Regions from separate parts of the Homo sapiens genome. Here region 2 is linked to region 1. Evidence: read pairs that join two places in POLR2A ChIA-PET (ENCODE). Cell type or tissue: GM12878. All regions are shown on one strand.

Region 1 (4,000 bases):
GGTGAGGAAACTGAAGCCCAGCAGGGATCCGCCTGAAGTCAGGCACTGCTGTGTGCAGTTCAGGCTGTGAGCGGGTGAACCAGACCTTCAGGCCAGGAGACTCAGGTAGGGCCAGCAATTTCATCTTCCCCTCAGCCCCGGGTGCCTTAGCATCACTGCAGGGGACCCCCATTGCCATTGCTGGCCTCAGCTAGAGCTCTTAAGGGTGCACACACCACCTTTCTTGACCCCAGTTACACTCTTCCTGATCCCCTTCAGTAGAGTGAGGAGCACCGCTAGAGGCTTCCCTGACTCCTCAGGGCCTCAGGAAGGTACTACCACTGGCTGGACCCACTGCCCTCGGTGGGACCTATTGGAAGGAGCTGGAGTGGACAGCTCTAGCTTTCAGTCTGCCTCAGCACCTAGAACAGGCCCTGGATACCGATGTGGGGTCCTACAGGAAGCTTCGAAGTAGCTTGTGGTCCCAGCTCCAAAGGCCCCTGCGGCCAGAACAGCCCTGTGCTCCCCCAGGTATTCACAAGGCCCTAACTTCAGCCCCCACAGCCTTAGGACCTGCCCTGGGGACAGGCGCTGGTGGGGAGGCAACCACCACCTGTCATTGTCTTACAACTGTGGGCACCACTTGCCCTTAAACTTCTGGCTTCAAGGTCCTGCTATGACTCAGGCCCCAGCTGGCCCTGGAGCAAGAGCACTGCCCCCTCCTGTGCACTTGGCCTCAAACCGACCCAGGACAGGCTACACTGGGCTAATCTGACCCCTGAAGTGGGTCCTCTGCCTGGGTGTGTCCCCATGATCACCTAGGGGGCACTCGGTGATGGCTTCTGAAAAAATGTTGCTGCTCCATCCCATCCAGCCCTGCCTGTGCAACTTGTGCAAATTGAGGTCCCTTCCCAGATTGTTTCTCCACCTTAAAACCACACACAGCATTGTCTTTTCTCTTCCTCCCATTGTGAAGCTCCCGTTTGGGGGAGGTGTCAGCAGGTGCAAATGCAATTTGCAGGTATAACATTATTGTCATGTGATGGAAACTGACTTCCCAAATTCCTTGTGGTTCTGGAACCCACTGTCTTTGAAGTTTCTGGTCAGGGCTTCCGGCCCTGTAGTCAAGTTGGGAAGTTAAATTTACCAGGACACTGGGAGTGGGGTGGAATATTACTGGGTAACCAGGGCTGTTTATATAGGAAGGGATTAAATACCCAAAGGAAGCGGTGGTGCCTACCAGACAACAAAGACCCAGCTCCTCCCCTAGGCTACAAGCCCCCACCTTGTGGACCCCTACCACTATCCAAGAGGGAGGGAAGTAGCAGGGGCTAGAGGCTGGGGACTCCCAGAGCAGAGAAGGCAGAGGCTGGGGATTACAGCCAGAGAACAGGAAAGCGGCGGCCATTTTATTTTTCCCTGGGATGCTGGTGGCTGCGGGCCTGACGTGTCCCTGAGGCTTTCTTATGCTTCTGGTCCAGCACCTGGGCCATGTAGCTCTCCTGCTGCTTCTGGATCCGGAAGTCAGACATGTGATTCCTGCAACGGAGCCGGCTGGTGGTGGGCTGTGGACAGCCAAGGGTAGGTAGGGGCCAGAGGTCTGGCTCCCCAGTGTCATCAACAACCCCCAGCCGGGCCCAGACCCCTCACCTGAAGATCTGTTTCTGCTGGCTGATAACTTGCTGCAACTCTTTAATCTCATTCTCTTTGCCATTAAGTATATCTTCTTGCTTTATAATGTGAGACTCAATCTCTGTGGGGGAGAGAGGCAGGGAGGAGGGGTGGTTCCCATCCCAGGGCTCCTTCCTGAGATAAGGCATTCCCTCACGGGGCTTTTCAGAGCTTGGCTCCCCACCCAAGAGTTCTCCATGAAGAACTGCTAATACCTTAGTATGAATGAGTTTATTATGCAGTCTTGGGGGAGTGCAGTGTTTGAGGATTGTTGTCAATGACTTCACAAGTCTATTCTGGACCAGAGGACCCACATGAGGGCAGGAGAAGGTCCTTGGAGAGAAGTGGGCAGGCCTGACCAAAGGCTGGAAGATGAATGGCGCCTGCCCTCAACTCCTGCAGGTCTTTACAGATGTTGCCTCCTTGGAGAAACTCTCCCTCATCAAAAAATTACATTTCCCAGTACTTCCTGTTCCCTCTTCCTGCTTTCTCTTTTTTTTTTTTTTGTATTTGAGACTGAGTCTTGCTCTGTCGCCAGGCTGGAGTGCAGTGGCATGATCTTGGCTCACTGCAACCTCCACCTCCTGAGTTCAAGCAATTCTCCTGCCTCAGCCTCCCGAGTAGCTGGGATTACAGGCGCCTGCCACCACGCCCAGCTAATTTTTGTATTTTTAGTAGAGATGGGGTTTCACCATGTTGGCCAGGCTGGTCTCGAACTTCTGACCTCAGGTGATCCACCCACCTCAGCCTCCCAAAATGCTGGGATTACAGGCGTGAGCCACCATGCCCAACATCCTGCTTTATTTTTCTTAACACTTTTACCTAACATACCATATACTTTACTCATCTGTCTTCTCCGCTGCTGGGATGTAAGGTCCACAAGGACAAGGATCTTTGTTTTATTCACGGCTTTATCCCTAAGGCCTAAAACAGCACCTGGCACATAGTAGGTATACAAAAAGTATATTTGCAGACCGAATGAACGGGATGTCCCTGGGGGTTTAGGACTCAGAAAAAAGACCTAGTTCAGTCATCCCAGTCCAAACAAACTTCCCGAGGGCTGGCTGGATGCCCAGCCTTGTGCTAGGGCTTCAGGGGTGGTGGGAGAAGATGGGAGTTGCCTCGATTTTCAGACCTGTTTCCTCATTTCAAAGATGGGGAAAGAGACAGCCCTATCCCACAGTGGTCTGGGGAGGACCCAGTGAGATAGTGGTGGCAAAGCCTACCCCCAAATTAATCGTACATTTGAGGCAAAGATGACTTTCTGAGGCAGGAGGATGGCTTGAGCCCAGGAGTAAGAGACCAGTCTGGGCAACATAGTGAGACCTCGCCTCTACAAAACTAAAAAAAAAAAAAACAAAAAACTAGCTGGGCATGGTGTTGGAACATGCCTATAGTCCTGGCTACTTGCTGAGGCAAGAGGATCACTTGAGCTCAGGAGTTGGGGGCTGCAATGAGCTATGACTGTGCCCCTGCACTCCAGCCTGGGTGACAGAGCAAGACCCTGTCTCTAAATAATAAATAAATAAATAAATGATAATTTTTCTGTGTTGGATCAAAATCCAAGGAGGCTGTAGGGATCTGGGGGTGCTTCATTTACATAACTGCCCCACATGGCACCTTGGAAAATTCTGATTCCTACAGAAAGAAAATCCTACTGTCTTCAAAGGTTGGACAAGGGGCCAGGCACAGTGGCTCATGCCTGTAATCCCAGCACTTTGGGAGGCCAAGGCGGGTGGATCACCTGAGGTCAGGAGTTTGAGACCAGCCTGGCCAACATGGTAAAACCCCGTCTCTACTAAAAATACAAAAATTAGCTGGGTGTGGTGGCACATGCCTGTAATCCCAGCTACTTTGGAGGCTGTGGCAGAAGAATTGCTTGAACCCAGGAGACGGAGGTTGCAGTGAGCCGAGATCGTGCCATTGCACTTCAGCCTGGGTGACAGAGCGAGATTCCGCTTCAAAAAAAAAAAAGGCCAGGCGTGGTGGCTCACGCCTGTAATCCCAGCACTTTGGGAGGCCAAGGTGGGTGGATCACAAAGTCAGGAGATGGAGACCATCCTGGCTAACACGGTGAAACCTTGTCTCTACTAAAAATACAAAAAATTAGCCAGGTGTGGTGGCGGGCACCTATAGTCCCAGCTACCTGGGAGGCTGAGGCAGGAAGATGACGTGAACCTGAGAGGCGGAGCTTGCAGTGAGCCGAGATCTCGACACCGCACTCCAGCCTGGGCGGCAGAGCAAGACTCCATCTCAAAAAAAAAAAAAAAAAGGTTGGACAAGAATTAACTAGAACACAAACTCTGAAAATACAGAAATGTCTAAGCATTTAAGATTTCAAAAGAGAAGA
Region 2 (4,000 bases), 310 kb after region 1:
ACCCCCTCCACCCTCACACACTTCCTTCCAAGGCGCTAGGGGACCTTGGTCGGGGGAGGTCTGGTCGTCCCCTCCCCCTTCCGCCCCTTCCTGTCGTCCCTTCGAGCTGGCGCTGCTCTGAGTTAATCTCCTTGCCCGTCAGGGGGTGACAGGAGGTGTCTGTCATTCGAAGCTGAGGCCGTCAGCCTTGCCGGCTAATTGGGGCGCGGGCACCAGGAGCACGGGAAATGGCCGGAGGGAAGGAGAGGGAATGAGAGGGGAAGCCACCCTCACCTCCTACCCACCAGCTTGGGGCTGATCCACATGGCTACTTAGGGGAGGGAGAAAGGAGGAAGGGACTGTGGGATGGGAACTTTGTGACCTTGGGCATTGCTGTTCCTCTCTGGGCTTCATATTATCATTCATAGTGATAACAGCAAGCCTTTAATGAGCAATTACCGTGTAAATCAAGCACACCTGATGAAAACCTCTGATTTTTTTTTTTTTGTTTTTTTGTTTGTTTGTTTGTTTTTTGTTTTTTTTTTGAGACGGAGTTTCGCTCTTGTTGCCCAGGCTGGAGTGCAATGGCTTGATCCCGGCTTCCTGCAACCTCTGCCTTCCGGGTTCGAGCGATTCTCCTGCCTCAGCCTCCTGAGTAGCTGGGATTACAGGCATGCGTCACCACGCCCAGCTACTTTTGTATTTTTAGTAGAGACAGGGTTTCTCCATGTTGGTCAGGCTGGTCTCAAACTCCCCACCTCAGGTGATCCACCCGCCTCAGCCTCCCAAAGTGCTGGGATTACAGGCATGAGCCACCGCACCCAGCACCTCTGATGGTTTTCTACAGCCCTTGGAATTCAAGCCAGACTTCTCCCAAGGTCCTTGAGGACCCCCAGTAGCCATGCCTCTTTCCTCCCTGCTCCTTCTGCTCCAGCCACTCCAGCCTCCCCACAGAGCAAGCTCTTCCTGCCTCAGGATCTTTGCACTTGCTGTTTCTGCTCTGTGGAACACCCTTTGCCTACCTCTTAGCATGGTTGGCTCTGCATTCTTCAGGTCTCAGCTCAAATGACACCTCAGAGACAAAGTCCCTGACCACCTTATCCAAAATCACTCTCTTGGCCGGGTGCGGTGGCTCACACCTTTAATCCCAGCATTTTTGGAGGCCAAGGCAGGTGGATCACTTGAGGTCAGGAGTTTGAGACCAGCCTAGCCAACATGGGAAAACCCTGTCTCTAATAAAATACAAAAATTAGCCAGTCCTTGTGGCGGGTGCCTGTAATCCCAGCTATGCCGGAGGCAGAGGCAGGAGAATTGCTTGAACCTGGGAGGCAGAGGTTGTAGTGAGCCAGGATCCTGACATTACACTCCAGCCTGGACAACAGAGCAAGACTCCATCTCAAAAAAACAAAACAAAACAAAACAAAACAATTAAAATCACTCTTCCACCTCCAGTTACTCTGTTATGTCCCCCTGTTACCTTATCCTATTTATAATTTCACAGCATTTGCCATAATGTGAAACGACTTCATTTTTACATTCATTTTCCCCCTCTAGAATGGAAACCAATGAGAACAGGGACCTTGTCTGTGCAATTTACTGCTGAAGCCCCAGTGCCTGAAAGAATGCCAGGCACAGGCCAGGCACAGTGGCTCACGCTTGTAATCCCAGCACTTTGAGAGGCCAAGGCAGGTAGATCACAAGGTCAGGAGTTCGAGACCAGCCTGGCCAACATTGTGAAACCCTGTCTCTACTAAAACTACAAAAACTAGTTGGGTATGGTGGCAGGCGCCTGTAATCCCAGCTACTTGGGAGGCTGAGGCAGAATTGCTTGAAACTGGGAGGCGGAGGTTGCAGGGAGCTGAGGTCGCACCACTGCATACTCCAGCCTGGGCAACAAGAGCAAAACTCCATCTCAAAAAAAAAAAAAAAAAAAAAAGGCTGGGTGCAGTGGCTCACACCTGTAATCACAGCACTTTGGGAGGCCAAGGCAGGTGGATCACGAGGTCAGGAGATCGAGACCATCCTGGCCAACATGGTGAAACTCCGTCTCTACTAAAAATACAAAAATTAGTTGGGCTTGGTGGCGCGTGCCTGTAATCCCAGCTACTCGGGAGGCTTAGGCAGGAGAATCGCTTGAACCAGGGAATCAGAAGTTGCAGTGAGCCGAGATCGCGCCACTGCACTCCAGCCTGGGCGACAGAGCGAGACTCCGTCTCAAAAAAAGGAAAAAAATAAACTTGGTATTATGTCCATTTTGAGGTGAGGAAACTGAGGTTTGAGGAGATTATGTGACTTTAAGTTATCGTAACTGGACTGAAGCCTGAGACTGTGTGACCCCAGAGCTGTAAGGGCTGTGGGAATGATTGTGAGGGTCTCTGCCAGCATGGCCACTCAGCTGAGCTCAGGCTGGTGAGGAGGACGCACACAAGGAGAAGACCCAGGGCCCAGGAGAGTCCACTCCATGGTAGAAGCTTCCTCTGGGAACTCAACTGAGGGCAGCAGAGGAACTGCTCCAGGGCCTGGGGACAAGACCCAGTGTGCTGTGTGTAGATGGTAGATGGAGCTGATGGTGCGCTGGGGACCTCCATGCAGGCCTGGCATTTTGCCTGCCAGGGCAGAGGTAAGGATGCAAGTGTAGGGGCAAGCAGGGGGAATCTCCATCTCCCTCTCCAGTCTGCATCTACCTTTCATTCCCCCTCCTGCCTGTCAAACTCCTGCCTCCTGGCCCTGGCATTCAGAGCCTCTCACAACCCAGCCTTGCTGCCTTTTCTCTTCTCTTCTACTGCCGTGGTCCTTGACACCCTGGAGAAGTCCCTGCCCACTGTGCTTTCAGTCATGTCTTGTCACTTTTTCCACCCATCCTTTGTGTGTATTTATTTATTTATTTATTTGTGAGACAGGGTCTCACTCTGTCACCCAGGCTGGAGTACAGTGGCATAATCAGGGTTTACTGCAACCTCGACCTTCCAGGCTCAATCCATCCTCGCACCTCGGCCTCCCAAGTAGCTGGGACCACAGATGCATGCCACCACACCCACCTAATTTTTTTTTTTTTTTTTTTGAGACGGAGTCTCGCTCTGTCATTCAGGCTGGAGTGCAGTGGCGCGATCTCAGCTCACTGCAAGCTCTGCCTCCTGGGTTCACACCATTCTCCAGCCTCAGCCTCCCGAGTGGCTGGGGCTATAGGCGCCTGCCACCACACTCGGCTAATTTTTTGTATTTTTAGTAGAGATGAGGTTTCACCGTGTTAGCCAGGATGGTCTCTATCTCCTGACCTCGTGATCCTCCCACCTCAGCCTCCCAAAGTTCTGGGATCACAGGCATGAGCCATCGCGCCCAGCCAATTTTTATATTTTTTGTAGAGATGGGCTTTTGCCTTGTTGTCCAGGCTGGTCTTGAACTCCTGGGCTCCAGTGATCCTCCTGTCTCGACCTCCCAAAGTGCTGGGATTACAGGTGCGAGCCACTGTGCCTGGCCTGTGTGTGTTTTTTAAAAATTATTTGTAGAAACAAGGTCTCAGGCCTTGGGTCTCACTGTGTTGCCCAGGCTGGTCTTGAACTCCTGGCCTCAGGTGATCGTCCCACCTCGCTCTCCCAAAGCACTGGGATTGCAAGTGTGAGCCACCATGCTGGCCCTCTAACCCATCCATTGAAGCCCAACACCTGTGCTGCCTCCTCCAGGAAGGGCTCTCAGGTTAGTGTTTGTGCAGTGGTTGTCTTCAGGTCTGAGGATCCCTGCCAGGCTGTCAGCACCCTGTGCCACCCTCAGCACCCATCACATGGCTGGCCCAAAGCCACTCAGTAAGTATCCTGTTGCCTCCCCTTATCTATGGACCCCAGGTGAACCCAGCATTCTGAGTTCCTGGGTCTCTGGTTCTTACTCAGGTACCCACTGGGTGCCTCCAAGCCTGAAATCTCCATCTGACATAGCGACAGGGGATGTGTGGGCTGCAAGATGCTGCTGCTAACCACAGTCCTCAACTGCAGACATCTCATGGCCAATTAGACCCCAAGGCACTCAT

The links. ChIA-PET counts read pairs that join two places held together with the same protein. Peaks named below come from ENCODE experiments on the same cell type or tissue, not always from the same donor. Only the 100,000 strongest peaks of a DNase experiment are listed, where the experiment ranks them.
Region 2: POLR2A ChIA-PET joins it to region 1 with 5 read pairs; 2 of 35 experiments call an interaction of 5 or more read pairs at or near these places.

The regions. Positions count from the first base shown.
Region 1 is chr5:139,395,412-139,399,411 of GRCh38, forward strand. It overlaps SPATA24 (spermatogenesis associated 24), which reads right to left. Exons shown (of 6, transcript NM_194296.2): 5 at 1,630-1,732; 6 at 1,356-1,518. The coding sequence ends at 1,389. Among named protein-coding and RNA genes, the nearest start is that of PROB1, 2.3 kb to the left of the region's middle. RefSeq lists an enhancer at 3,981-4,000. In GM12878, a CTCF peak has its summit at 695 (motif pointing left); no DNase peak of the experiment used is centred here; H3K4me3 peaks cover 605 bases; H3K27ac peaks cover 2,183 bases.
Region 2 is chr5:139,701,384-139,705,383 of GRCh38, forward strand. No RefSeq gene overlaps it. Among named protein-coding and RNA genes, the nearest start is that of PSD2-AS1, 43 kb to the right of the region's middle. RefSeq lists an enhancer at 1-651. In GM12878, no CTCF peak of the experiment used is centred here; no DNase peak of the experiment used is centred here; H3K27me3 peaks cover 148 bases.